2 separate regions of the Mus musculus genome follow, and region 2 is linked to region 1. Evidence: chromatin loops called from intact Hi-C (ENCODE). Cell type or tissue: gastrocnemius. All regions are shown on one strand. Each heading gives the region's core, and the rest is flanking DNA. Links, peaks and the distances in the headings are about the cores only.

Region 1 (15,742 bases), core at 4,520-8,519:
TCCCCTCTTCCCATTTCCACTGTATAGTTTTACCAGTATGTCTTTTTTTTTTAAAGGATTTATTTATTTATATAAGTAGCTGTCTCCAGACCCACCAGAAGAGGGCATCAGATCCCACTACAGATGGCTGTGACCCACCATGTGGTTGCTGGGAATTGAACTCAGGACCTCTTGGAAGAGCAGTCAGTGAGTGCTCTTAACCGCTGAGCCATCTCTCCAGCCCTTACCAGTATGCCTTAAATCCACAAAAGCAGTGCCTCCTACCCTGCCACACCCTCTTCTACCACACCCTCTCCTCTCCCAGTTTTATTTTCTTTGGGTTATGGTATTATCAGTTACCCAGCAATTCAGAACAGAAATATAAGTTTTTTATTTTTATTTTTCGTTTCCATCTTTTCCCAAATTCTGTATCTTAAAACAATTCTTTCCTTCTGGTTTTTGAGACAGGATTTCTCTGTGTAGTCCTGGCTGGCTGAAACTCAACTGTAGATCAGGCTGGGATTACGAATGTATGTCACCATACTAGCCTGTATGTAGACCTTTCAAAGAAACTATCACTATTTTGGCATTTTTCTAGAGTTTTGAGGAGTATCATATAAAAATAGAAATCTGTGTATATACACTTGAGGGGTCAGACCTAGGGGGCTGGTGTATTAGGCGAGTGTTCACTAGTGAGCTACACTCTAACCTCCTTGCTTTGTAGCCCAGGCTAACCTTTTAACTCTATATTATCCTATTTCAGCTTTGAAAGAGCTGGGATTCCACATGTGCACCACCATGCCTAGGAGCTACAGTTTCTTGTTTTTTTTTTAAATGTTTTTATTTTTGAAACAGGCCTTGTGTCCCAGGCCTGTTTGAATTTATTATGTAGCCTTGAACTTCTGACCCTCTGACTCCATCTCCCAAATGCTGGGGTTATAGGTATGTAGCACACAGGGATTTAAAGTGTTCTAGAGGCCAAGGCTTTGTGGATTCTATACACATACATTTACCAAGTAAGCTATATCTTCACCTTTTACTATGTAGCCCAGGCTGGCCTTTTTTGTTTGTTATGGTTTTAGTTTTTCAAGGCAGGGTTTCTCTGTTGTAGCCCTGGCTGCATTGGAACTCACTTTGTAGACCAGGCTGGTGTTGAACCTCTGCCTTTGGAGTGCTGGGATTAAAGGTGTGCACTACCTTGCCTACTGGGGTTGGCCTCTTTAAAACAACATCAAGTTTTAAGACTTGTGTGTCTGCTTGTGGGTATGCACACAAGTGCAGGGAGGTCAGAGAAGCCCCATCTCTGAGAGCTGACGTTATAGGCACTGTGAGCCACTGCCTGGCATGGGTGCTAGGAACCACACTTAGGTCTTCTGCAAGAGCAGCCAAAGCCTTTCCACTGAGCATCTCCCCAGCCCCAGCACAGGACCCTCCCCACCCTTCCCCTCCATGCCCATTTCAGACTTGTTTATTTCTGGTTTTTGAGAGAAGGTCTCTCAATCCCAGGCTGGCCTGCAACTCAATGTCTAGTAAAGGCTGCCTTGAATACGCAGTGCTCCTCCCAACGTGCTCACATCATGAGTGTGTGCCACATCTGCCTCAAAACCTTTACATAGGTTCTCACTGCTTCCAGGAAAAAGGTCACGGGCCATTTATGACCTGTCTCTCGCTACCTTCTTCTCATTTCTGGCTTTGCCTATTGTATGAATCACTCTTAGAGTTTCCAGAAGAGAGTACCTGTGAATCATTTTACATATGTCCTTTCTCCCGATGACATTTCTCCAGTCTGTGTCTATGTAAACTCTACTCCTCCACCTTCACATCTCATTTTAGAAAGATGTTTTGAAAAGAGGGGTCTCAAGTAGCCTGCCTTGGCTGTGTAGCCATGGGGGAACTGCACCTTCTGAGATCAGGACCCATGCTAAGCAAATACTTTATACACTGAGTGACATCCACAGCCTACAATAGACCTTATGAAAGTATTTCCCTGAGCCAGAAGTGGTGGTGAACATCTGTAATCTCAGGACCAGAAGGCAGAGATAGCCAGATGATTAGGAGCTCTGGGCCAGCCTGGGGTAAGGAGACCCTCACATTTTGACCCCTCTGTGCTGTCCTCCTGACTAATGTCACTTCCTACTATGTGCTGACGTAGAGATTCCCTCCAAGTGTGACATTTGCTTACAACCTCAATGGCATTCCTTCTCACCTATCTTCCTAGAAGCCTCTACCAGGCTGGTGTGAGGTGTGCCCTCCCAGTCAGCAGCCCTAGTCTACTTGGCTCATGACAAGCAGTCACCATAGGCAGACGGAATCTTCACTGCCTCAGCTCCCCAGTCCCTGGAGTGCAAGTTCCCGGCCTATACATGGTATGTGCTTGAAAGCTCAGCACTTGGAAGGCTGAGGCCAGCCTGAAACATTTAAGGACCTGTCTCCTCTAGCCTTTTCTGACTGAGGATCCCTGTCCCTGCATGAGCCCAGAGCAAGCTGATTTACTGGAGGGTTAGCAGGTATTTAGTACTGTATAACCCTGTATATACTTGTGTACACATGGACACATAGAGGCAGAGCAGACACTGGCTGACTTCCTCTATTGATCTCTGCCTTACTGGGCTCACATGGGGTCTCTCACTGAAACGGTGAATTGCATTTCTGCTTAGCTGGCTGGCCAGACAGTGAGCTCTTGGAGACTGCCAATTTCAGACCTCCAATGATGAGACATAGCCATGAGGCACTCAGGTATTGGGAGATTCAAGCTTAGGTTCTCATGCTTGCAGAACAAGTGCCCTTAACCACTGAGCATCTCCTCAGTCCAGGGTCCTTGTATTTATTCTAGGTATCTTCTTACCTATCTACCTACCCATGTATGTGTGATACTGGGAACTGAACCTGGGGCTTTGTATATGCTAGATTAATGCTTTACCACTGAGCTATACCCAAAGCTCAGATCTGTCTTTATTACATTCCCATAGTCAGTGAACCCTGTGAAAACATGAACCACATTTGTACACTGCTGTGGTCCCTGAAGGATCTTTGATGCTTTGTCTTGTATGTAATTACTCATATACTCTATATGGCACACACCACATCTCTATAAACAAATTGAGGGAGAATTTAAGAAACTTGCTTAGTTTAACATAAGACAACAAAAACAACAAACCCCGAAATTGGCCAGCGAGTTGTTAAAGAACCTTATCACTGAGCCTTACTGCCCTAAATCCAATCCCTGGAATCCACACGGTAGAGGGAGAGAACCCGCTCCCGAAGGCTGTTTCCTGTGCTCCACACACGTGCAGTGGTACCAACCCACTCTAACCCAAATTTCAGGGAACCTGATGCCCTTTTCTGACCTCCCAAGACATCAGGCATAAAGGTGGCACACATATATACATGTAGGTAAAACATACATAGAAAAATAATCTAAAATTGTTTTTAAGTACCAAAATCCAGATACGCACATGGTGCGTTAAGTGTTTGCATGAGGAGCTGAATTCAGATCCCGGTAACCACGTGAATGCTGGGTGTGGTGGCTTGTGTCTCAGTGACAGGGGATGATACCTGACGTTGACCTCTGACCTCCATATGCACGCCTGCAAACACAATCAATCACACATCACCACCCCCAAATCCAAATACCAATGCCAGGATCTGAAACTAAGCAGACACCCCGCCATTCAATCCACTTGGCCAGGCAGGGAGGAACAAGCCTGTTGATTCTAATCGCACTTGGGAGGCAAGAGGACCTAGAAAGTTCAAGGCCAACCTGTTCTATAGAGCAAATTCCAGGGCCAGCTAAGCAGAAATGGAACAACCTCCCACAGGCTGACCTCTGCTAGAGCACTGTGGCACTTGCCTCTCCTCTCACTCCACCCCCCACTAAATAAATAAAATGTAGTAAAAAAAAAAAATCTAACTAGCTGATATAAACAAAATTGATCTCTGCCCTCCACATGCACACAAACAGGCGAGTACACCACACACACGTGAGTGCATCTCCAACAACCAAACAAAAAAAATCAATTCCGGCTGCATACAATTTGGCTCTGACCAAATGCCTGTTTGAAATCCCCTTGGCTCCTACACATCTTATCCTCCGAGCTGACTCCTCCTTTTGTGCCCTGGTCTGGTCCCAAGACAGTTTTCAGTCACTTGACTTGTTCATGCTGGTGTGCCATTCTAGTGTGGTCTGTTCCTCTACCAAAATGCCTTTCTCCTGTCTGTCCTGAAGCTGTAGTCTTTCCATCTGGACTTCCTCATGAAATTTCTGCTTCTGCCTCTGCTGTCAACTGAGTTCATCTCCCTCTGTTCTCAGACCCACATGACTGGAGTTCATGCACATTTCCTGTCACGCTGAGTCCCCTCACTGATACCCCCTAACCCTCCCCCTCCAGACATGTAAACCAAGCTGATTTCAAATGTGTGATTCTCCTGCATTTGTGTGCTAGGATACATACATTTGCCTCCACATGCGGTTCGTTTTCTGAGACAGTCTTGCTATGGTGTAGCTTGTTTGGAATTTTCAATCCTCCTGCCTGAGCCTCCCAATTGCTGGGATTACAAGTATGTATTACAATGCCTGTATCCCCATCCCTTTTTATGTGTATACGTGTTTTCCCTGTACACATGCATGTGCACTGTATTGTTTTGCACTGTATTTGTGTTCCATCCCTACGGAAGCCAGAAGATGGTGTAGGATCCCCTGGAATTGCAGTTACAGAGCAGGACACAGGAGACTCCCCTAAACAACGGAGGATTAAGTAAGATGATCCCAATCATCTGCTAGGCCTGGTGCTTTACAACTTCTCAAACAGATGTGGGAATTATCCTTTGTTTCTATCCCCTGCAGATGGACCACCACTGCGCAACGTAACACTATCATGTCAATTTATTCCCTTGCAGTTTCTCACCAGTGTCATCTCACTGAGAGCACCTATGTTTTAGCACAGTGCCTGGCATATTCTGAGCACCTAGTAAATGGCCATCGATCAGGACCACTGAAGCCCTCCCTCCCCTTCAAGGCTCAGGCTTGTATGTAGCACGTGTGTTCCGTAGTTCTCATGACTGTAATGCTTAATTCTGTCTGGCCTTACATACAGGGCTCCCCAAGTTTTATCCCCATTGTTTATTCCCATAAGCACGGCAGGCTCCACTTTATATTACACAGCATTCTTTTGAGAGACCTTCCCTTCACTTTCTGGTTTTCTCCCAGGCATTGTAAGAGCTGCTTGAACAGGTGCGGCTTGCTATGTAGACCATTCTCTTACCCCTGCCTTTGAGAACTGGGATTACTGGCATGTGGCTGGCCTTGAATTTCTGATTTTCCTATCTCTACCTCCTCAGTGCTAAGATCACAAGGATGTATCATTACTTTTTTGGGGGGGGGGGCGGGGGAGGACAGTTTCACTATGTAACCCAGGCTAGCCTTGAACTCACAGCAAACCTCTTGCCAGTCTTGAGAAGTAGGTTACAGGTGTCTGCCCCCTTGCCTGGCTTCTATCTTTTTTATGTATAGGCTACACTAGCTAAAGTGAGGACCAGTGGATTAGTGACTCGACTCCAGCTACTCTGTGTAGGCCATGGCTCAGCTGACAGGTTTGTCATCATAGTCACAGCCCACCTGTGTTAGAGCAGCTGGACAACTCACCCACTTCTTTCAGAGAATACCTGGCTGAAGTTCTCAGCAGAGCCAATTGTGTCCATTCAGTGTGTCTTTAACCAGCACACAGGATGGGGAGGCAGGAGTCACGTTTGGGGCCAGCCTAGGTTACCTAAGAATGTATTTAAAAAAAACCAAAAAACAAAACACAAAGGAAGGTTTGGTTATTGAATTTGTTTACCTTAGTTGCTTGGGTCTGTTGTATGAATAAAGAATAAATGGCAGTCATTAATTTATGACTGAGTCTCACTGTGTAGCCTTGGAACTATGTGTCCCAGGTTGCCCTTGAACTCAGAGGTCTGCGTGCCTCAGCCTCCAAACTCCTGGCCCTTATTTATTTATAAACAAGGTCTCACTATGTAGCTCTTGGGGAGCCTGAACTCAATGACAAAGACCAGGTTGGCCTCAACCCCTAAGAGATCCACCTGCCTCTGCTTTCCAAGTGCTGAGATTAAAGGTGTGTGCTACCATGCTACAGTCCAGCCGTCATTTAAAACATAATTTTATTACATGTGTGTGCCTGCCACTCTGAGGAGTCAGCTCTGTGTTTCCACTGCTATGAGGGTTCTGAGGTGGACCAGGTTCTCAGGCCCGTACAGCAATTGTATCACCCGCTGAGCTCTCTCCAACCCCAAATACTGGTGGTATACAGGCATCCAAAGGCCTTTCAAGGTTACAGCCCAACTAAGAAACGGAGACTCCAGAACAGCCAGGAGTTTATATCACCATGGGTTAGACAGTACACAAGCTTTTCCTTGGCCTGTTTTCTTTTTTTTTGGCTTTTTGAGACAGGGTTTCTCTGTATAGCCCTGGCTGTCCTGGAACTCACTTTGTAGACCAGGCTGGCCTCGAACTCAGAAATCCACCAGCCTCTGCCCCCCAAGTGCTGGGATTAAAGGTGTGCAAAACCATGCCCGGCGGCCTGCTGTTTTCTAAACCCCAACTTCCTCACTTGTATGGAAATGAACTTGGACTACCTGGAAGCTCTGACAGACAGCTTCACCACTACCCAGCCATGTGCATTTGATAGGCTTGAGAAGCCTGGACTCCACGTAGGACCAGCAGCGCTCCCACAGGGATCAACAGCTTTGGGTTTATTCCTGTCAGAGCACTGACCTTTTTCAAGTATTATTCTTTCAGCTACATAGTAAACTTCTCTCTCTTTCTCTCTTTTTTTTGGGGGGGGGGGGCATGTGTTGGTGTTGTTGGGTGTTCACATGTCACTGTGCGTGTGACAGTGCCCTCTACTGGGTACTAAGAGTAAGTTCTATTCCATTGTTGTGGGTCCCAGGAATCAAACTCAGGCTTCTTTTCAAGTGCCCTTAACCAACCAATTTTTTTTTGAGATGGAGCTGTACCACAGAGCCTTGACCATTTAATTCTCTGCCTCTATTTCTGAAGTTCAGGGCTTAGGAGCAAGCACTTCCCTATCTCGGGTTTCGTGTTTATGCAGCTGATGATGACCTTCAGCTCCTGCTCCCCTGCTTCCACTTCCCAAGGCATGCATGTCAGCTCGTCCAGCCCAGCACACTTTTTAATGGGCTCTCATCCCACTGGGCTCACCGCTCAGCAGGACAAACTATTGAGATGTATCACAAGCCCCTGGCTAAATGAGAAGAAAGTCAGAAGCATCTTAAACAGTTATAAATTCACCTGGGACGCTTTTGACTAAGACACTGAGAGCAGACTTCTTCTCGACATAGAGCTGACCCCACCCCAGAAGACTGGACATTTCAGTCAGCTCTGTCTCCTGCATTTCCCTCCAAACGGTTTTCAGAGGCAGGGTGTCAGGAAGACAGGGGAGGGTATGATGTGGGGCCAGGGACAGAAAGGCCAGTTTCTTTTGCTTATTACTAATAACTCACACTTCTCCCACACAAACAGAACTTAGGAATAGAAACTGAAGGGAAAAAGAATGAAAAGGGGCCCCATTCTTGCTGAGTCTGGACTAAGCTTTGGGTGTTAGCACACCATTTAACCAAGTTCCCAAATCTCTCATTTTCTATAAGGTGACATATCTTTTGAATTAGCTATAAAGGACAGGCAGAAGCCAGCAAAGGCCACCAGTCATCTGTGTCCACCATTCCTGCTCCCTCTCCCAATGTAATGAGCCTTGTCAGAGCCCCTTTCAAACTCAGGGGCCCACACCAACCTTCCCTCAATCACACCTCCAGTATCGCTCTTCACCTCCCAAATCCCAAGAAAACACACCAACTGCTTCACAACAGGTCTAGTTTTGGTTTTTTCCGTGGGTATTTTTTGTTGTTTTATTTTAAATACTGAAAAAAATTCCCCAGGGCTCTGTGGGGCTCCCCATTCACTGCCCTTCTCCACACAGCAAACCTATTTCAAGGACAGCATTTTTTTAAAAGGAACAGTTTATCCTAAATCCTCAACTTGTTCTGCAGAACCAGAGAGACCTCGTCTGCTTTAAAGAACACAATTCCTTTTCTCTGACACTAGATCACTAGCCATATTCAAAGAGTGCTTCTCTCTTCAGAGCTGAACCTGAACCCCTTACCATCCCTCACCTTACAGTCAACCACAGCAACCCAGAGGTTCAGGAGAACGGTAGGAAACTTCTTTTTTATCAGTCATAAACCCTCACTCACTCCCCCACATCTTCACTCCATCCTTTCAACCCCACCCTTGGGATCTCAATGAGTTTTCTTCCAACAGTTATTTGGAAAAAAAGGTAAAACAAAACAAAAAAAAGTTCAAGGTCTTGGTGCTCAGCCCAAGGGGCTCCATGTGTTGGGACACCAGTGGGCAGGTTCTCTGCCTCTCTAGCCTGCACCCGGGCCACCTCCTGACCCCTGGCTACAAAAGCAGGGAGGGGCAGGAGCCAGCACAGGACCCGAGTGGGCAGCGTCTCACGATCTGGTGGAGCCCCAGGAAGCATCACTCAACTTGGCCACTGTGGACGAACAAGGAAGAAACAAAAAACAAACAAACAAAAAAAAAACCAGTCAAGTAAAAGGGGAAAGCTCGTAAATTCCATCCCAGTCTTGACCCCATGGTTTCTCCAAATACTTCACTAAACTACCTTGTATATGCCTGAATATTAAGTAAAAGGAGGAGGGAAAATAAAAAGAAAGTTTTAGTCTTTCCCTATCCATAATCAGAACGTTTTCTCCCTTTTCAATATACTCATGGTAAACAGGAAGACAATTCTTGAGACATCAAATAACCGGAGGTTTCCTAGTGAAGGCTCACAGGAGCCACACAGTGCACAGCCACTGGCAGCGGTGAAGAGGAACCTCAGCACTGAGGTGCTGACTGGCAGAGGCCAGGGTCAAACCACATACTTGTTTGGAGTGGACTAAGTAGCCTGGATTTAATCAAATGCACTTAGATTTTTAAATGATGCTTCCATGCTAAGAAGCAAGCCTGAGAAGTGCAGCTTGTTCCTTGGCATCCAAGAGTGACACTATTTGATTCTGATTTCCTTTCCCCTTTCTCATCCCTATCTCCAGCTCATTGTGTGTATGTGTACACACTAACTACTATGTGTATTACTGGAGGTTGAAACTAGGGTCTTCTGAATGTTAGGAAAGTATTCTACATACGAACTACATTCCTAGCCCTATCTTTGCTTTTTATTTTGAGACAGGGTCTCACTAAATTCCCAAGGCCAGCTGTGAACTCACTCTGTAGCCCAGGCTACCAGCCTGCCTCAGTTTGTTGAACAGCTGGGATGACAAGCCAGCTTGATTTCCCTATTTCTCCTGTCCTTTTCTAAAAACCAGACTCATTGTGAACATATCAGCTCTGGAGACACAAATCTAACCAATAGATAAGGCAGCTCAGACAGGGGAGAAAAAGGTACAGAATTCGAGAAGATCGGAGATGAAGAAAACGTACAAAATTATATATATATTTATATATATAATAACATGACATATCTATGTAAACATGGTTGGGACATTGAAGAAACTATACAGTGATGTTCAGTTTGTCCCCTTCCCACATGGACTTCTCATTAAGGATGACAGCATGAGAAAATGGAGCAAAAAACACAAAATTATATACATTACAAATGAGAGTCAAAGAGTTTGGGGGCCAGGGAGACCAGGGGTCCTGCTCTCTCCATTCCTTCCTCACCAATCTATTTCTACCCAATCTGAATGATGGCCAGAGACCTGGGCAGTGGCCAATCAGGAGAAGGGCATATTTACATGTCCTTCCCCTAACACACACATCCACAAACTCGCCAGACATCCTAAGGGCACAGTGCAATCTGGAAAGGGGAGAGAGACTGCACCATCTTGCTCTTTTGAGCAGTTCTCACTCTGGCCCTCTCTGTCGATGACGAGCAGGTGGCATTTAGTAAGATCCAGGCCAAACTAGTGATGACACAGCAAGACAGGCTGCTGCCTCCCTCCCTGCACCCTCTTTCCATCCTCCACCAGTGAATCATCTGCTAAGGAGCAGCTGCTCCAGCTGGCAGTAGCTCTAAGCTCTGGGGACCAGCTCCCTTCATCCCTTCTTCCTCCATGCCTAACATACATCTGAAGCAAGATGCCACGTCAATGAGCCTGTCTCCTCAGGCCTATCCAGTCTGCTGCCAGAGCAGCTTTGTAGCAGCTAGGGTCAACAGCAGACCCAGGAAAATGGGCAGAGTCAAGACACATCCAGGGACAGCCTTTTCAGGTTTGTTCTCTTTCTCTCTCAAAAAGGCTATGATACCTATGAGACTGTTGTTGGAAGCTATGGCCCTTAAATCTCAAACTCTCTCTCGTCCCATGTAGCACTTCTGGCTCTACAGAGCTGAGGTTCAGCCATGGGCCTGCCTCAATTTTGGTTTTATGATGACCAGAAGGGTATGGCAGGTGTAGGACTTTAGAGTCAGAGTTAGCCTACACACGCGTTTCCGTCTGTTTACAGACGAGGAACAGGATCAATTCAGAGAGGCTACAGACCTGGCCAAGCTCACACATCAGTGCTGTTGAGCTTGACAAAAACTACAGCCCAAGTATTTCAACTCCTAAACTCTTTCCATTATCCCATAATACTTTCAAAAAGCAACATGCTGGAAGAGAAAAGATACCATTTTCTTTTTCATAAGTAGCTAACGTCTGTTAAACTTTACACTCCTTGAGAAGCAGGGCAGCTGTTGGAGGAACACAGCAGAGGGGTTAGGTGGGCCCTGTAATTTTAAGCAAGCAGAAATCTCCTCTCTTTTGAAGGTCCCCTAAACACCCACGATGGGAACACAGAGCACAGAGGCCTAAGGGACAGCACACTTAGAAGCACAGAGAGCATCTCCTTCACTCTACCTTTCTCAGCATGTCAATTCAGCCTTGGGACACTGAACCTGTCACACTGCTCCACGATAGCCCGTCTAAGGACTTGCTCCTCCAACAGGAGAACTTGCATCTTCCACATTCTCACCACAGGAAAAGCTGCAGCACTCTGCACTCCTAGTCTTTCCTACTCTTGGGTCTCTACTGGGCTATCATGAGGGTGTACAAGTTTCAATTTACCCAAAGAAATGAACTCAGAGCCCATCTTCAACCTAAGCCCCCAGCAGAATGTCTCCCCTGGATGGCAAGCTGAGCTCTGACTAGGTGCCCATTCCCTGCCTACAATATATAACAGTCCAGTGGGTGAGGAAGGGGAAGAGAGGGGCCCAGGTTACCCCGCAAGCTTGCTGGTGACGAGCGAGGACTTTCTCTGGGGCAGGTCCTGTGGGGTGGGGATGTGGTCACCGGTCACCAGGTTCTTGTCTGCTCCTGCACTTGGCAGCTGCTTGTTCTTCATCTTGGCTTTGGCCATGTTGTAGTCTCCTGAGTCAAAGTACTTTTGCTAAGAGACAGGAGCGAGGTTTAGATGAATGTGCAACCTTGGTGTTCTCCAAAAGCAGAGACTCACTGTCTACCGTCAGCATAAGCTCCCACCTACCTCAGCTGTCTAAGTATTCCCCATGCACACAGTCCACATTACTCACTTGTAAGTTCATTTCCCAGCATGCTCTGACCTTGTCAGAATATAAGCAGATTACTAGCAGAAACATGTACCTTTGTTGCATAAGGGGCAGCTGTGTCCCTGAACCTAGGTGACAACTCCTGTATCTTTTGTACCTTACTGAGTACTAGAAGGTTCAATTACAATCACTTACTTCATTCGTAACAGCTAGGTGCCAAAGCAATACCTTGGTGCTGGGGAAAAGCATGAATAAGACTCAAGAAGAATCAATCTGGGTCTACCAGCAGCTAGAGACCAACCAGAAACCGACTATCAGAGTTAGAAAATATTCTCAGAGCAGGATTAGGCACTGGGCTTGCTCGTGAGGCAGTGAGCTTTCCAGACTCCCACCACTCCCACACATGTTCCATGGTGAGACTGTCTGCCTACGCCTGGCTCGCCTCAAGAGGAGCTGCAATTCAACATCACACTGTCATCTGTGACTAAGACTGAGCACCTGGGATTCTCCACAGGAGGCTGCTTCTCTCTCCATCTCATCTTTACACTGCAGCTTTGTCCTTATAATCTGCTGTCAGCTCATGGTAGGGAGAAACCTGACCACGAAGGAGATGGCTGTGAAGGCAGCCCTCCACTGCTAAGGAAGGCCATTCCAGCTGCTGTTTCTTCACTTTTGTGGCCTTATAGGTTAAACCCAGGCTAGACAAGTGCTTTCCCATGAGCTACATCCTCTATCATTCTGTACAGGAAAAAGAATTGTCTCTGTGTTACTTTTTTTTTTTGGAGACAGGTTTCAAAAAACCCTGGAACTCACTATGCAGACCAGGCTGGCCTTAATCTCAAGAGATATACCTGCTTCTGCCTCCTGAGTACTGGGATTAAAGGCATGCGCCACCACTGCCCGGCGGCATGCACTTTTTTAATTTTTAAAGATAATTACAAAATCTTTTAAAAGAATTATGTTTGTATATGTGTCCATGGAAGCCAGACAACCTCCTGGAGCTGGAGTCCCAGCTGCCTGATATGGGTACTGGGAACCAAATATTGCCTTTCTGGACACAGCAGCCCAGCTCTCTCAACTTCTGATCCGTCTCTCAAGCCTAGCCTTGGCTATTCTAAAACTTACTATGTAGCCTAAGCTGTTCTTGCATGTGTGGTTATCCTCCTGCTTCAGCTCAGGCGCTGAGATCACAGATGCTAGCCAGCACACTCAGCTACAATAGTCTCTTGAGGAGCATGGTTAGTGTGTAATGCCAGCTTTTAACAGACTAAAGAACCTTATTGCAAGTTGAACTATTTGGGTGTTCTGTATCTAATATCCTTCCTTCAGTCCCCATCTGCCACCTACCCAAATGCCCACCATTAATCCTTCATTTCCTATAGTTAGAAGGGAAGTAACATCATTGCAGAGATTCACATAATTTGCTTTTCTCTTTCCAAGTTTCTAATTTATCTTTACTACTGCTAAATAACCAAAGCTACAGAAAAACATGCAGTAGAATGTCTACGGACTTCATCCAAGGTGCCACAGTATAAGGGTGTCCCATACCCCTTTCTGGAGTCTCTTCATGAGGAAGTCGGAGCCTCCAGGCTTTTGTCCTAGGCTTGGATATTTGGCCTTTAGCTTTGCCTCCTCAGCTTTCTCAGGGAGAATCCCTTCTTTCTCCTGTGTATCCTGAAGAAAACACGCCAAGTGAAATTAATGGCTGAAAAACAATGACTTCTAATATCTGATAACCTTTGTATTATCAAATTTTCTTAGAGGTCTACCTGTTTGTAATTATGCTATCTACACTCTGTTCTGTTGAGTGTGTGTATTATTTAAGGATTTATTTATTTTATGTGCATGTATTCTGCAGACTCGTATGGCTATGGCTGTGTACCACATGGATGCCCAGTGCCCTGAGTTCAGTCTGGGCCCGGTTTCCTAGACTGAACTGTACATGGTTGTGAGCTACCATGGGCTGGGAACTAAACCCAGGTGCTCTGCAATGAGTGTTCCTAACCAATCTTTCCTGCTCCTCTACTCTTAAAAGCTAGACCTTTGTTCAAATGCCTAAGCTCAAGATAACTGTATCAAGCAAAGAAAAACAAGTTAGTTCTTATATTACACTCAAGGAATCACCCGTGACCTGTGAACACTAGGTTAAAGGTAGTATCTCAACATGATACTTGAACCATAGAGCAAGCCAGAGCTCACTCAGGAAAGATAAAAAAGGAACTACTAGAGTTCCTGGCTGTCCTACAGGTCAGGGGAGCTTTTGTCTGCTGAGAGGCTCCCTCCTCATTCACACTCTAAGAAGCAATATGGTCTCACTGTGGAGGACGCTAGGCATGTGGCTTATTCTAAAGATATTTACCAGAGTAATATACTTGAAAACAGAAATCAACATGCCATTAGTTTTTCTTGTTGTTTTTATTTTTATATTTTCTGAGAGAGGGGTTCTTGGTGTATATTAGGTTGGTCTTGAACTCAGAACTCAAGAGATCTGCCTGCCTCTGCCTTCCAAGTGCTGGGATTAAAGGCGTGCGCCACCATCTCCTGGCTAGTGTATTTTCACTTGACAAACAGGGTCAGAGATAACACTAAGTGTATTTAATGAGTCCCTGAGCTCAGTGTTAAGTAACTCAAATATGGTGTCGAAGAAGGGGTTTGGCACTAGTGTTTTCATAATGCGATGGTGGGTGGACCACATCCCACTGCGGAGAAATTCGAGCGGATCTATAAGTCACTGACGGTGAACAACAAACCATCCCTACCAAACAGGTCTAAGGAAGTTGCCACCTGAACTTACCCCATGGTAATAATTACTCTTTTCCCCTCCCCCAATGCTGGTTCATTTTAAATGTCTTCACTTTGACCTCTATCTTGCTGTGGATGAAGGATGAGCTCCAGTCTGGTATTTATCTTTACTAATCAAACATCTCATTTACAGCTCTGGACCACCATCCAGCCCCCTTTCATTCGCCTCATCTTTCCAAACACCCGCCCACGCCAGAGCTCGCCCAATTATAGAACGGCTTCCATGAACTGAATAGAGGCCTACTGGCCAATAAGAAAGGGGAGCCCACAGATTGACAATCGGCTTGACTAATCGACATCAGGGCACTAGGCCGCGCCGAAATGCAGCCTGCGCGACATTAGTAGTGGCCAACCCCTGTACAGCCTGAGGCAGAGGCGGCCAATCAGCGGCAGCGGGGGCGTATTCCGCCCGCGCGGCCACCCCCGGTCCCCCCTTCTCCTCACCTGCTTCTCCTCGCCGGTCTCCTCCGCAGGGTTTTCTTCTTCTTGTTTCTGGGACATGGCAGAACCGGGACTGTGTAATGCAGGGCCCGGGAAGTCAGCCGGAAAAGGGAAGGGGGAGGGGAAACGGGGACAACCTGAGCTGCTGCTCCGGCTCCTGTCACTATGGTTGCTCAGTCAAAATGGCGGCTCAAGCCCGTGACGTTGAGACCGCCCCCTCCTATGAGAGCCAATGAGAGTGGGCTTGACGGGGCAATGATGTAACGACACACCAATAAGCGTTGGCCGGAGGTGGGCGGATTCTTTAGAGCGACAGGCAAGCTAGAACACCAACCGGGAAAGAGAGTGAGCCACAGAACCAATTAAAAGCCTGCATGGACCTTAGGGGCAGGACAGCAAGCTTTGGTATTTTTGCTTCTTGGGTGGGCTGAAGCTGTGTTCAGTTTATTAGCCAGATCCTGGGCAAGTCGCTGAATGTTGCATCCGAGCCGGGTTAACATAGAAATCCTTTATTCTCTGGTGCAAAGGCTCAAGCCTTGAGCGGTGTTAGAACAAGTTACCCACGACCAAAAATTAAAATTGGAAGACAAACTGATATTCAGCAGTTTTCCAGGACTCAGTGCTAGCTTGTAGGAGACTTGAGTTTTCTTGTAAGGTTTTCATTCACACTTTAGTCCTTATGTAGGCAATTATAACTGTTAATGATGTATTTATAAAAACATAAAGGGAGATATGTTCTATGGAGTTGTGGTGAGTGTTGTGATTATAGAAATATAGAGAAGTATAAGGTTATGTTCTATGGGGGTGTGGTGAGGTATGGGGTAAGGGGGTGCCTCAGGCCCATGCCAAGGCATCCCTGCCCCCTGAGGGACCAGCCACATGACGGTATAGTATAGAATAGAGTTTATTCAGGGTATAGGGAGGGGAGTTAAGAGAGAGGG
Region 2 (15,218 bases), core at 5,033-9,032, 99 kb before region 1:
GGGACGAGGAGGCAGGTGAGGAGGAAAAGAAGCCCTCGGGCTGCTAAAACTCAGCCTACCGAGCCAGGGAGCCTAGACTGGCTCACTCTGGTCAGAGGACGAGTTAGAGTTCACCCACATTCACCCCCTATTACACACACGCACTGCTTTGAAGTCTGAACAAAAGGAAATACCAACTCTGGACAGGACAGAGACTTAGATCCTTCTATAGATAGCCGTGTCTGAGACAGCTCCACCTCGCTGCTGTCCTGGTTCCTAGGTTTGTGCCTTCGGTTCAGCTCCAGATGTGAAGGTGCTTTGCCAGCCTGGTGACCTGTATTCCGTCCCAGTAACCCACATGGAAGGGGAGAAATGACTCCCACAAGTTGTCCTCTGACCTATACACATCACCACGGTGACACACTGGCCCCCTCCACACATACACAAATAATATTTTTCTTGTTTAAGAAACCTAAAATAAGCTGAGATTGAAGGGGAAGGCACTTAAACATTTGGCTAACCGTCCCACCCAAAGGCCAAAAGTATTTTTAAAGGCCTATAGGAAGAAGTTTGAAGAGAGGTGGATCCTGGAACATCAGCGCATTGGAGGGGACGGCAGCCACAAGCCCCATCCAAGGGAGATACTGACAGGAAATCAGACCTCCATTCCCAGCCACATTCTTTTAGACCCCAACTCAGAACCCAGCCACTCAGAGGGGAGGTGTGTGACAGGTGGCTCCCCCACAGCGGGCTTTCCACAGTCTCGGCCTCCACAGCCTCCCCATCCTCTGTCCAGGACCAGGAAAGGACGCCTCAAAACTGCCTGACTTTTGTCTTTCCTTCCTCTAGCCTTCAAGGCTTCAGACCAGCGAGAGATGACGCCAGAGCGCCTCTTCCAGCACCTCCATGAAGGTGAGAGCCTCAGAACTAACCAGATCGGATGAAGACGGGTGCTCAGGACAGCATGGCTGTAGAATTTGTGGGGAACAAGCATGCAATTGGGAGGCTCTGAGTGTCTCCCCTCTTGCCTCTAGTAGGTTATGCAGCACCCCCTTCCCCACCACAAACCCGGAGACTCCGAGTTGACCACTCTGTAACTTCTCTGCATGACCCTCCCCTCTTTGAGGAACAAAGAGAAGGTGAGGCTGCCCCAAAGCCCTCTCAGTTCCCGTTGAGACCTCTAATCTAGTGTACTTCCTGCTCCTCAGGAAGGGAGGGACCCCCCCACCCCACTGTCTGCCTCACAACTGCCTGTTCTGTAGTGCAGCCCCCTTCCTCTCCAGAAGACATCCCTGTGTACGAGGAAGACTGGCCCACTTTCCTAAACCCTAATGTAGATAAAGGTGAGTGCTTCCCTGCCCCCCAACCCCCGCCCACCCCACTGTGATGCTGACACTAGCCTGACCTCCCTCCCTTGTGCCCTCCCCCATCTTGCAGCTGGTCCTGCTGTCCCTCAAGAAGCCATCCCCCTGCAGAAAGAGCAGCCCCCTCCCCAAGTCCATATTGAACAGAAGGAAAGTGAGTGACTGCCTCTTTCCTGCACAGCTTTCCTGCGGAGCCCATGGGCTTGGGGAGGAGGGGCACATGGGACTTACTCTCCTGAGCTGCTCAGTCTCTATCTGTACAGTCGGTGGAATGCTTGTCTGACACAGTCCAGGCTGGCTTTCTCCCGCACTCCATCAACTGGATGTAGTGGCACTGACATGAACATCAGACCTTCAAAGGTTGTTCTTAGGCTGGGCAGTGACTTTAATTCCAGCACTCAGGAGGCAGAGGCAGGCAGAGCTCTGAGGGGTATATAGCCTGCTTGGTATATAGAGCAAGTTCCCAGACAGCCAGGGTCAGCGTTACTGAGTTCAAGGCCAGCCTGGGACATATGAGTACATGAGGCCCAGTTTTAAAGAAGGAAGAGAAGAGAAGAACGGTTGGAAACAATGCCTGTCCAACAGCTCTGTCAATGGTGTAAAATAGCAGTCGTGTTTTTTTCTGGCCTCTCTATTGTGTTCCATCGTGCATGGGAACTAGCAGGAGCCTGTGTTTTAGAGGAGCCCATCCCAACAAGCCTTTTGCTTACCCACCTCCCTCTACCCCAGTAGACCCGCCTGCCCAGCCTCAGGAGGAGATTGTCCAGAAAGAGGGTGAGTGACCACACTGGTCTGTCTGTTCCCACGGTTAGCCCCTGAGCCCCAGGAAGGAGCTAATGCTGGCCTGAGGGTCGCAGTTACCTTTTCCTTTCAGTGACCCTGAACTGAAGAAGCCCACATACTATCCCAGCCCTTTCTCTTCAACCCCAGGTCTCCCAATGCTCTATGCTCAGCCAGCCTGCATGCATTCCTCCCCACTGTTTTCTCTGTTCCAGTGAAGCCACACACCTTGGCGGGCCAGCTCCCTCCAGAGCCCCGGACTTGGAATCCAGCCCGTCACTGCCAGCAGGGACGGAGAGGTGTCTGGGGCCACCGGCTGGATGGCTTCCCTCCTGGACGGCCTTCTCCAGACAATCTGAAGCAGATCTGCCTTCCTGAGCGTCAGCATGTGATCTACGGCCCCTGGAACCTGCCGCAGACTGGCTACTCTCACCTTAGTCGCCAGGGAGAGACCCTCAATGTGCTGGAGACCGGATACTCCCGCTGCTGTCGCTGCCGCAGCGACACAAACCGCCTAGACTGTTTGAAGCTTGTGGTAAGGGTTTGGCTGCTGCTGCTGCTGGATGTGTGCGTGCATGCGTGTGTATGCGTGTGTGTGTGTGTGTGTGTGTGTGTGTGTGTGTCTGCGTGCACACGCATGAGTGCTCCACACTTCACCCGGGGTACAGATGGAGCACAGGTCGGCTGTACTGCTATTTGCCTGCCTAGAGTCCTTTCCTGGAGCCTGGGAGGAGGCAGAAATATGAACAATGAGGTACTGGGTTGACCCACCCCTCTCACTCTAGTGGGAGGATGCAATGACCCAATTTTGTGAGGCCGAATTCTCTGTCAAGACCCGCCCCCACCTGTGCTGCAGACTGCGTGGGGAGGAGCGATTCTCTTGCTTCCAGAAGGAAGCTCCTCGCCCAGACTACCTGCTCCGACCCTGCCCCGTCCACCAGAATGGCATGTCCTCAGGGCCCCAGTTGCCTTTCCCCCCGGGGTTGCCCACACCGGACAATGTCAAAAACATCTGTCTCCTGAGACGCTTCCGCGCCGTGCCACGCAACCTCCCAGCTACTGACGCCATCCAGAGGCAGCTGCAGGCTCTGACTCGGCTGGAGACGGAGTTCCAGCGCTGCTGCCGCCAGGGCCACAACCACACTTGCACATGGAAGGCCGTAAGTGGGCATCCCGGCCACCTTGGGAGCCTGTCTGCCCACCCAGCTCCAACCGCTGACTCTACAGCCATTCATCCACTTTCGTCTGCTTGTGACTGTCCGTCCCTCCGTCAATCCATCCGTCCGTTGTGTCTGTCATCCAAGTCTGTTCACCTTGAGTTTTCGTGCTTCCATCCTGACTTCATCCACCCGTGACCCCACATATGCATCTGTCTGCCGTCCATCCGTCCAGCTATGGCTTCACCCGACCCTCTGTACCTACTGGTCCAGCTCATCTCCAGTGGCCAATTAGGAGCCTCATCTGTGTTCCTCCCTTTTGACCTCCCTCTAGCTCCTGGGGCCTCATCTCATAGCTGAAAGGCTAAGGTGTGGTAAGGAGGAGGAGCCAAGCAGCAGGCTTCTTTCTCACTTCTGTCTCTCTCCACAGTGGGAGGGTACCCTGGATGGATACTGCGAGCGGGAGCTGGCTATAAAGACCCACCCCCACTCGTGCTGCCACTACCCTCCTAGTCCTGCCCGTGATGAGTGCTTCGCCCACCTAGCTCCCTATCCCAACTATGACCGGGATATCTTGACCCTTGACCTCAGCCGAGTCACCCCCAACCTCATGGGCCAGCTCTGTGGAAGTGGAAGGGTCCTTAGCAAGCAGTGAGTCCTGATACTCTTGCCTATCCACAACCTCCTCCTCCCCGGGGGTTCCCTTGGGGAGGTCAAAATCATGACTTCCCAGTTCCATTTGAGCTGTTGGGGTGAGGAGATGTTTATTTATTGTGAAAGTTTCACTCCGTGGTCAAGGCTGTTTTGAACTGGACCAATCTTCTTTCCCCTGTACTCCAAGTAATGAGATTACAGGCATAAGCCACCGACCCCAGCAGGCTTTGGGTGCTGTGGAAGGGACAGAGACCCTGAGCTCTTCCTCTTTCATACCAACCACAGTAAACAGATTCCGGGGCTGATCCAGAATATGACCATCCGCTGCTGCGAGCTTCCATATCCAGAACAGGCCTGCTGCGGCGAAGAGGAGGTGAGTGTGTGTGACCTGTGATTCCAAGGCTCCAGGGAATCAGAAGGCTAGATGTAGAGGTTACCCCTCTTTTTAGTACCTCAAGCCTGTTCGCAGAAGTCAGGTTGAGTGGAATAGATCATTTCTCGGAGTTCTAGAAGGCTTCTTCCTTCCCGAGAACCTCTTGTCCCTGCCCTGGGCCTCAAGCTTCTAGCATTTCCAGATGTACACATCTGTCAGGGACAAGCAGGCAGTCCTGCTGTGGAAAGGAAGCTGGCAGCCTCTGGGCCTCCAGAGGGATCCCAGTGGGCAGCCATGCCGACCTTCTGCCCTCCCCATGCCCCAGCATGCCCCCTTTACATTGCTTTCTCAGAAACTGGCCTTCATCGAGAACCTCTGTGGTCCCCGGAGGAATTCGTGGAAAGACCCTGCCCTCTGCTGTGACCTGTCTCCTGAAGATAAGCAAATCAACTGCTTCAATACCAACTACCTGAGGAACGTGGCTTTAGTGGCTGGAGACACTGGGAATGCCACTGGCTTGGGGGAGCAGGGCCCAACTCGGGGAACAGATGCCAACCCCGCCCCTGGGTCCAAGGAAGAATGAGTCACCCTGAGCCTCAGAGGATTAGATGGGGGAACTCCGCCTACTCCACCCTCCTCGAACACTCATTACAATAAATGCCTCTTGGATTTGGCATCCTCGTTGTCTTTAGTGCGCACACACACCCTTGTAAGCTCCCTAAGACTGGCCCAGTGGCCTGCTCCCACTGCCTGAACAGAAGATGTTTCTTATGTGATGGGACCAGAGCTAAGTGGCTTGACTTCCCTTCTCATCATGACCTTAATCAAATATCTTAATAGAACTCCGCCCCAGTAACTAGCTAGCTGTTGGGAGTCAAAGTGAAAAAGATGTAGTCTATGTTGGGCTACAGCCTAGCCTGCCATTTTATTTTGCTTGACAACTAATCACATGGTCTACCACTGAGGTACATCCCTAGTCCAAGCTGTGTGGTCTCAGTGTGTGATTGTGAATGTGCATATGGTGTGCATGGAGATATGCACACATATGCTGTGGGGGCCAGAGCTCAGAGCATTTGTCTAGGCACCCCATTTTATCAAGGCTCTCTCACTGAATCTGAAATTCACCAATGGCTGCCCCACTGGTCACTGGGGACCCACAAGGGTCACCTGCCTGGGGACTTAACAGATTTGCACCAGCATTTCTGGTTTTCACTTAGGTGCTGGGGATCCCAACTCAATGGCAAGCAGTCTCCCCAGCCCAGGCCGGACAGTTTAAATCACTTCTGATCCTTATGTGAGATCCCACTTTGTCTTATTATCAGTCTGCTGAACCGCTGTTCATGATCATGTTAAGACTTGGGAAATACACATCTTAAAAACACACAGTCTCAGCCCTGGCTATTCACAGTCCAAGAACCTGTTTGCAGGTTTGACAAGTTGTTGCATAGGGTGGACAAGGTGCCAGTGTGTTCTGAGCAGGACAGAGCGTGAATAGGGCGGGGTTGAGCTGGAGGCAGCACACTGCACTTGAGATAGCATCTCAGCCCTGTCCCACAGCTTCCATATTAGAGGTGAAAGGCCCCTGGGAGCTTCCAGTAGAGAATATGCTCTGAAAATGTCGAGTTATCAGCCAGGCAGGCAGGAGGGCCGTGCTACTAGGCAAGAGGGCTGAACTCCAGCCCCGAGATGAACCAGAGATGGCGACCCTCAGCCTTGGCCCCTGAATCCTAAGCCTCAAGGTTGGGGATAAAAGAAAACTATGGGGAGCCAGGGTTCTCTGTGACCTGTGACCTTGGTGTTCTCTGTGACAGTGCATCTTTCCAGAAACACAGAGTCCCAGTTCTGGCTGGTCATGGACCTTGGCTGAGACCCAAGGCACACCAGCCGCTTCCTGCCCAGCCACAGCTCTTATTTATTTTTTTGGTCAGTGGTTGTTTCTAAGCAACTTCTTAGCAGATTCTTCTGTCCATCAGCACTAGGGCCAATAAGCAGAAGATGTCAGCCCATCGTCCCGCCCTAGTCCCTGTCTGAAACTCAAGAGCTCCTGTACACCTGCATCTACGTCCCAGGCACTTTGCCCAGAGGAAGCGAGCTGGGGAAACTGAGTCAAACCTGTAGACATTTCTGTCTTTACCAAGCTGTAGCCCAGGGCCAAGCCACACAGTCCTGGCCACCATGGTTCAGAGTATGGGGAGGAGACAAGGGAACTGGAAGAGATAAACAGCCAAAAAGAAGGACTCAGTAACCAGGGCTGAGATGGAAGCTCCGAGCGTGAGCATCAGTAACTAGGCGGTGAGTTTGAACATTGAGTGGGTTGCTGTTGCCAAGGAAAGGAGGAAGTGTTAAAGAATAGCAATGAGATATGAAAATAAACTATTAAGATAGAATTAAAGTTTTGGGGAGATAAAGCCGGGCGTGGTGGCGCACGCCTTTAATCCCAGCACTCCGGAGGCAGAGGCAGGAGGATTTCTGAGTTCGAAGCCAGCCTGGTCTACAAAGTGAGTTCCAGGATAGCCAGGGCTATACAGAGAAACCCTGTCTCGGGGGGCGAGGGGGGGAGGTTTTGGGGGAGACAGGAATCAGATCTGAAAAGAACTGAATTCCACAGATCAGTTAAAGCTTGATGGTGGGCGAAGGGAGGTGGAAGGTGATAGAAGAGCATTGGCTGCAGTAACTCCAGTTCCAGGTGATCCAACACCCACTCACACAGACACACATGCAGGCAGAACACCAATAGACATAAAATAAATCTAAAAACAAAAAGGCTTCAGGGGCTGGAGCGATGGCTGCTCCCAACATCCAACATGGTGGCTCACAACTCTGTAAATGAAGCAGGGATCGGAAGCCCTCTCCTGGCCTCTGCTAGCACCAGATACATACAGGCCTGCAGACAAGAGTTAATCTTGTCTTTTTAAAAAAAAATAACAAAAAATAAACAAGTTCAGATTTTGTTGGAAGGGATTGGAGAAATGGCTCAGAAAGTTAAGAAAACCTAAGTTCAGTTGACGAGCCATAGAAAGGTCACATCTGCATGTAACTACAGATCCCAGGGCCCCACTGCCTCCACCAGCACACACTACACACATGGCAGACATGTGGCACACAACAATGAAAATATTAAAACAAGCTGGGCGGAGGTGGCACATGCCTTTAGTACCAGTACTCAGGAGGCAGAGGCCAGTGAAACTTAGTGAACTTGAGGCCAGCCTGGTCTACATAATCCCAAGACAGTCAGGGCTACATGAGCCCCTGTCTCAAAATAAATGAAAAAAATAAATAAAAATGGAAAAATAAACTGGATAGGGATGGTGCACACCTTTAATCCTGGCACTCAGGAGGCAGAGGCAGGGGGATCTCTGAGTTTGAGGCCAGCCTGGTCTACAGAGTGAGTTCCAGGACAGCCAAGGCTGCACAAAGAAACCCTGTCTCAAAAAACAAAACAAAAAAAAAAAAAAAAAAAAGGAAAATGAATGAATAATTATTTAAACCTGACTGGAAGAAAAACATCAAAAGAAATCAGGTGAGATGGGAAAGCCTGTAGCTGTGGCCCTGGGAAGGTGGGGGTTAGAGTATTACCTGAGTTCAAGGCTGGCCTGGAAGCCTGGGTGTAGTGGCAATACTTTTAATCCCATGGGGCAGGCAGATCTGAGTAAGGCTAGCCTGATCTACAAAGTTGAGTTCCAGAGCAGACAGAGCTAGGGAGATAACTCTGCCACCAAAACAAAAACTCAAACAAAATAAAAAACCCATTCTGCTCTTGCTCAGCCTCCCACGGGCCAAAGTGTTGGCATTACGGGCACATCCACTCCCAAACTGTGAGGTTGGACCCTAGCAACCCAAACTCACAGGCTTAGGAGTTAGAGTAGGTCAGATGGATGACCTACTTGTTGTTGTTGTTGTTGTTGTTGTTGTTGTTTCTAAACACAGCAGTCTGTGATAAAGTTGAGGGGGAAAGGGTTTCAGCCTAAAACTTGAGGTCTATGGTGAAGGGAAGTCTGTGAGGATTCAAGGAAGGCGCCTGCAGGCAGGAGAGTGAAGCTCCTCACTGGCTTGCTCCCTATGCTTTGCTTGGCCCAGGCCTGTTCTCACACAGCCCAAGACCACCAGCCTAGCAGCAAGCAGCAGCAGCACCATTCCCAGGGTGTGGGCTGGGCCCGCCCACAGCAGTCATCAATCAAGAAAATGCCCTACACAGATGCCTACAGGCCAAGCTGACTCTCCACTGAAGGTCCCTGTCCTGAACAGCTCATGCCTGCGTCAGTCTACAAAGATTGAACAAGCAGCAGAAAGTGCGAGGGGCAGTGTATAACAGACGGGAAGGGAGCAGCTCAGAGGTTAAAACACAATTCTTCATCGTTAATAATAACACCTTAAAAACATCCCATTTTCGGTACAGAGAAAATAAAGAAGAGAACAGCTAAGCATGGTGCCCTGTACCTGAGGTCCCAAGTATTCAGGAGGCTGAGGCAGGAGGATTATAAATGTAGGCCTGTTTGGGCTATGGAGTGAACTTAAGACAAGCCTAGGAAACTTAGTGAGGCTGCCTCAAAATAAAATTAAGAAAAAGAAAGCTGAAGCCAGACCTTAGGCCTCAGGACCAGAGCACTGGCCTAGCCTACATGAGCCTCTGAATTCAATCCAGAGTACCATAGGAAAATGAACATGGCGGCTCATGACTGTCACAATAAACTTGGGAAGTTGAGGCAAGAAAAACCATAAACTGGAGGGAGGATGGATGGGTCTATGGATGAATGGACAGACAGACAGATAGACGGACTGATAAGGCTGAATAGATGGCTCAGAGGCTGCTGATCTCCCAGAGGACCCAGGTTCAATTCCCAGCACCCACGTGGTATCTCACTACCATCTGTAGCTCCAGTTCTAGGGGCTCCCATGACCTCTGTGTCCTCCACAGATACCAGACATACATCTGGTGAACAGTATACTTACAGACAGTCTGGGTTATACAGGAAGACCCTGTCTCAAAAACAAAAACAACTTAAAAGCACCGTCCAGATGTGATATTAAGTCTTTGTTTTAATAATTCATTAAATTCATCTAAGCTGCATGTATCCCACCAGATTTGCCAGAAATTAGTTTTGTGCCTTCTGGGTTGAAATAGAGGATGAGCCTTCCATGACCCTAAGCACACAGAGCTTTGTTTCAAAATTAGATCTATGCTTAAATTTGAATTAAAATATTTTTATTATAATAATGGTAATAAACATTATGGCTAAAAAATGGCAACAATTATCTGAACCACTGGAAGACAAGGTACCTGTGGAGGTATGCTTCATCGTTCAAAAACCTCCAACTAAAAAAACATTATCACTGAAGAAAACTATAAAAGAATGATAAAATGACCAATACTACTTCTACTACTACTACTAATAATAATATAAAAAGGAAGGAGAAGAGGGAGGGAGTGGTGGCTCACACCCTTAGTCCCAGCATTTGGGAGGCAGATATAAGTGGATCTTAGTGCATGTGAGGCTAGCCTGCTCTACAGAGTGAGTTCCAGGCAGGACAAGCTAGACACCAAAACCCTGTTTGAAAACAAAAATGAGGAAAGACAGACAGAGCAGAGAGGAGAATAAGAAAAAGGAAAGAGCCTTGAGGCTTGGCGGTGTTGCTCAGTGGTGTGGCTCACTGGCATTGCATCTTGGTGAGGCTTCTGTTTACAGCCAGATTTCCATACCACACATAGCACAGAGACCTGGCAACCCGCCCCACCTCCCTACAAGGAGACATTGTAGTCAGTGCCTGAGCCTGATTCAACTAAGCCACTTCTAAAATTCCTAAGCATGGAATCTGCAAAAACATTTTGCTGTTTCCATTTACTTAGTGTTGGGCTAATTAGCTACATACTGATAAATCACTGATCTCAAAGGAAACCTATTGAATGGTTTACATTCATCCATTTGTTACTGGAGCTTTGAAGGTACCCTTTAAAGTTTCTAGTACTTTGAGATCAGTTTAACTAGTTAAGCTAGGCTGGCCTTGAACTTATGATCCTCTATCCTAAAATGCATAAATGCTGGGATTGCAAGCATGGACCCTGTCTGGCCTTTCTTTCTTTCTTTCTTTCTTTCTTTCTTTCTTTCTTTCTTTCTTTCTTTCTAAGCTAGGATCTCTCCATACAGTCCTGGCTGACCTGGAACTCACTATGTAGACCAGGCTGGTCTCAAACTCAGCTTGCTATGTAGAAGAACTTAAACTCCTAATTCCTGTCTCCACCTCTCAGTGCTAGGTCTATAGAGATGAGCTAACATGCTTGCCCGGCTTCTTTCTACATCGATCAGTCAGACATAGGGGCTCATGCCTATAATCCCAGCACTGAGGAGGCACAGGGGATCTCTGCGAGTTTGAGGCCAGCCTGGTCTACAGAGACAGGCAGAAGTACATAATGACTTATAGATAGGTAGGTAGGTAGGTGGGCAGGTAGATGGGTGGATAGATATGGAGGCTTTCTCACTGTATAGCCCCAACTGGCCTTCGATTCATGAAGATCCACCTGTCTTGGCTTCCCAAATGCTGGAATTAAAGTCCCCTTCCATGCTGACTCTTTTTAAAATCTGTAGGAAATAAAACAAATGGTGGTACAAACCTGTCATCCAGGAATTCAAGAATTAAGAGTATGAATTCAAGAATTCAATCTTAAGTTCAAGTCAGCTATGGCTACCAAGTAAAAAAATAAAATAAAAAATGAAAAATAAACTTATCTCAAAAAATATAAAAATGAGTAGCCTTGGCCAGCTTTGAATTTGTGACTTTCCTGGAGCTGGGATGATAGCATGTGCCACTGTGTACAGGTCATTTTCTACCCTTTTTCCTCATTGTGCATCTTACTGCTATGTCTACATACTGCTAAAAATTTGTTCTTGTTTACTTTGTGTCTTCCTGGAAATTGAACCCAAGGGCCCTCGCGTGCACATCAGCAAACACTATCACGGCGCTGTATTTCTATCATTCTAGTTGGTCCTTATTTAAGAGCTCTGTAATTTTTAGTTCTCAGAATTCACTTTTGCGTGAGTGTATACATCGTGGGCAAGCACGCTACCACTGAGCTACACTCATCTCCCAGAATTCATGTCTGTGTTTTGATCCTATTTAAATTTGCTATGAAGATGAGAAGGTAGCTCAGTGGATCGAGTGGCTAGCATTCGAAAGGCTCTATGTTTGAACCTCAGAACAGTGGGGCTTATCTATAATCCCAACACTCCAGATGTGGAGACAGGAGGATCAGAAATACAAGGTCATTTTTGGCTACATACCAAGTTCAAGGCCAGCCTGGGTTACATGCTGTCTTAAAATAAGTAAATCGGATGTATCTTTTTTTTTTCCCTTAAACATTTATTTTTTATCTGTGTGAGTGTTTTGCCTGCATTTATATATGTATACCACATGTGTGTCTGGTGCCCTTGAAGGCTAGGGTGGTCATGGCTTATGCCTTTAGTTCCAGCACCTGGAAGACAGAGGCAGTCAATCTCTGCCAGTTCAAGGCCAGCCTGGTCTATAGACAGCCAGGGCCACATAGAAACAGCCTGTCGAAAGAAAGAGAGAGAGAGAGGAGAGAGAGTGTAGAGAGAGAGGGGGAGAGAGAGAGAGAGAGAGAGAGAGAGAGAGAATTCTAACTTTGGTTACTCAGGAAATAAAGCCAACAATCAGATAACGGGACCTCATGAAAGGCTTTTGAGGAGCAAAGGAAGCCATTAAGTACAGACAGCCTGCAGAGGGGAAAATCATTAATATCTGGAATAAATACATGAAAAACTCAAGAAACTAAATAAGCAACCAACCAATCCAAGGAATAGGCTTATGAAATGAGCAGACCATTCTCAAAAGATGGAACACAAATGCCCAAGAGTATGGAAAATGCTTCTCTGGTTGTCAGGGGGATATGAGTCAGACCTCGCTGAGGCTCCATCACAGCCTCGTCAGAATGCCAGTCATTGAGAAAACAAACCAACTGCCAGTGTTGACAAGGAGGTGGACAGAAAGAAACCTCACACACGGCTGATGGGAATGTGAACTAGTCCAGCCACTGTGGACGTCAGGATGGAAGTTTCTCAGAAAATTGGAAACAGGTCTTCCCTATAATGCAGCTATTCCGTAAACTCAGGGACATTTATTTACACAAGTCACAGTGACACTCGCTCTTTGGTGTTTATCACAGTAGTGCCCAACACAGCCAAATGCCCAACAGCAGAGGAGTGGATAAGGAAATATGGTATACATGTGTGCCCATGGGCATGTGAGGGCACATGTGTGCTCATGCACATGGACGCCAGAGGCTGGCATCAGCTGTCTGCCCCAAATGCTCAGTTAACCTTTGTTTTTGAGACATAGTCTCTCATTGAACCTGCAGCTCATGGATTTACCCAGGGAGCTCCAGTGTCTGCTCTCTCTGCCTCTCTAAAACTGAGATTACAGGCACAAACCACCAGGCCTGGCATACATACATACACACACGTATACATACATATATGCACACATACATGCACACGCACATATATATACACAGACATACACACACACACACATATACACAGACATACACATATACACACACAGATACACATACACACATAAATATACATGCAAACAGACACACACAGGCATGTGCTAGCGACCCTGAGTCAGTTCTTAAGCAGCAGGCACATTACTAACTGAGCCATTTCCCAGCTCCAACGTGGCTTTTTTTTTCAACCATAAAGAAGAATGAAATCACGTCATTCTCAGGAAAGTGGATGCAATGGGAGACGACTGTACTGTTAATGTCTTAGTCACTGTTAGTCACTGTTCTGTTGCTGCGAAGAAACACCATGGCCAAGGCAGCTTTTTATCAAAGAAAGCATTTAATCGGGAGCTTACTTACAGTTTCAGAGGTGAGTCCATGATCTTCGTGGTAGGGAGCAGACAGGCATGATGTTGGAGCAGTAGCTGAGGACTTTACATTCTGTTTTACAGGTAGCAGGCAGAGAGGGAGAGAGAGACAGAGAGACAGAGACAGACAGACTGGGTGGGCCTGGCATGGGAAGAAAACATGGGACAAAGGAGACAATTGGGGGGGTGGGGGTGAAGAAGGGGAGCAGCAATGTGCTCAGAATTCAATGTGTACATCCTCAAAAGATTTTTTTTTTTTTAAAGAATGAGAAAAAATTGGGCTGGTGAGATGGCTCAGTGGGTAAGAGCACCCGACTGCTCTTCCGAAGGTCCGGAGTTCAAATCCCAGCAACCACATGGTGGCTCACAACCATCCGTAACAAGATCTGACGCCCTCTTCTGGAGTGTCTGAAGACAGCTACAGTGTACTTACATATAATAAATAAATAAATCTTTAAAAAAAAAACATTATAAAGAATGAGAAAAAACAATGAGATTGACCGGTGTGGTGATACCTTTGATCCCAGCACTTGGGAGGCAGAGGCAGGCAGAATTTTGTGAGTTCGAGACCAAGCTGGTCCTACAAAGAGAGTTCCAGAACACACAGAAACCCTATCCCCAAAAAAAACCAAGCAAACAAAAAACAAAGCAAAACAGCAAGGAACTCTAGAGCCGCACCACACAATGCTTACCTGTGACTCCAGCACTTGAGGCCCAGGCTGCAGGACCAAGGTCAAGATCACTGACTATAACAGGAGATCAGAGAGCTGGGCAGTGGATGGCTTTGTTCTCAACTAATCAGGAGTCTGAGGCAGGAGGATCACAAATCCAAAACCTGCCTGGGCCACAGAAGAGTTCTAGGCCATCCTGAGCAACTTAGCTGGACCCTGTCTCAAAAATAGAAAGCGAACTGACACCCTAGGTGCTTTCTTTTGCTGTGATAAAGGGCATGCCAGAGCAATGTAAGGAGGAAAGGCCTTGTTTCATCCTAAAAGGTCATGGTGAAGGAAATTATGGCAGGAACTGAAGTGAATACCACGGGGGAGAAAGACACTTACCTGACTCTCAAGCTTGCTCTGTTTGCTTTCTTCCACAACCCAGGACCACCTGCCCACAGCTGGCACTGCTCACTGTGAGATGGACCCTCCCACAGCAGCATTAATCAAGAAAATGGCCCACACACTCGCCCACAGGGCATGTTGATGGAGGCATCCTCTCTGTTGAAATTCCCTCTTCCCAGGTGACCCTGGCTTGCATCAAGTTGAAAACAAAAACCAAACCAACCAACCAGCCAAAAAAACTAGTCACACACACACACGCACACGCACGCACACGCACACGCACAGAGACAGACAGACACTCCTGACTATTCAATGTACAAATGCTCTGTAATCCATGCTGTTTATCTTAGTATCTGGAGACCTTGAGAGTCTGTTCTGTGATCTATTATATCTACTATTTTCTGGGTGTTAGTTGGGTTTGCTAATTTGTTTTGTATGTAGCTGGCCTGCCTAGTTTTGACTGTGTCATCAGAATCGGATGGCCAGGAATCCAGGATCCTTCCTCTTGAAACCCTAGTGCCGCATCTTCTCCTTCACACCTTCTCTTCTTAGCGAGGCTGTGTTGTGTTCCCCAGGCAACTTTGTGTGCTCAATATTGTTTTTTTCTTTATTGCTAGAGTCTTTATATGTTGTCCAGGCTGATCTGGAATTCTTGGAGTCCCCTGATCCTCGTACATCAGTCTCCCAAATACCTAGGAATACAGGTCCTTCATCTGGCTCTGGCTCCAAGATACTGTTTGGTTGTAGTTTGGTTTGACTTTGTACTTTTTGATTTCCTAAAAAAAAGATGATCCCATTAGCCTAAGCTGGCCTTGAACTCACTGTGTAGCCAAGGATGGCCTTCAACACCTGATTCTCCACCCTCCACAGCCAGGGTGCTGGGACTACAGGTGCGCGTCAACAGTCCCGGCTTTTGCTGGGGATTGTACACAGGTGTCCTGTCTGCTAGGCAGGATTCCTTTTT

The links. Peaks named below come from ENCODE experiments on the same cell type or tissue, not always from the same donor. Only the 100,000 strongest peaks of a DNase experiment are listed, where the experiment ranks them.
Region 2: a loop joins it to region 1, with 2.9 times the contacts of the local background. A loop is called at or near these places in 1 of 42 quality-filtered maps.

The regions. Positions count from the first base shown.
Region 1 is chr3:95,624,239-95,639,980 of GRCm38, reverse strand. It overlaps Ensa (endosulfine alpha), which reads right to left and starts at 15,001. Exons shown (of 4, transcript NM_019561.2): 1 at 14,805-15,001; 2 at 13,107-13,232; 3 at 11,274-11,440; 4 at 7,864-8,549. The coding sequence starts at 14,861. The coding sequence ends at 8,534. In gastrocnemius, for the core only: a CTCF peak has its summit at 6,893 (motif pointing left); no DNase peak of the experiment used is centred there; H3K27ac peaks cover 2,414 bases.
Region 2 is chr3:95,723,912-95,739,129 of GRCm38, reverse strand. It overlaps Ecm1 (extracellular matrix protein 1), which reads left to right. Exons shown (of 11, transcript NM_007899.3): 2 at 829-891; 3 at 1,014-1,118; 4 at 1,242-1,322; 5 at 1,417-1,497; 6 at 2,073-2,117; 7 at 2,339-2,658; 8 at 2,909-3,283; 9 at 3,711-3,931; 10 at 4,220-4,307; 11 at 4,660-4,983. The coding sequence ends at 4,890. It overlaps Mir7014 (microRNA 7014), which reads left to right and starts at 4,157; the gene lies at 4,157-4,219. In gastrocnemius, for the core only: a CTCF peak has its summit at 7,100; no DNase peak of the experiment used is centred there; H3K27ac peaks cover 1,583 bases.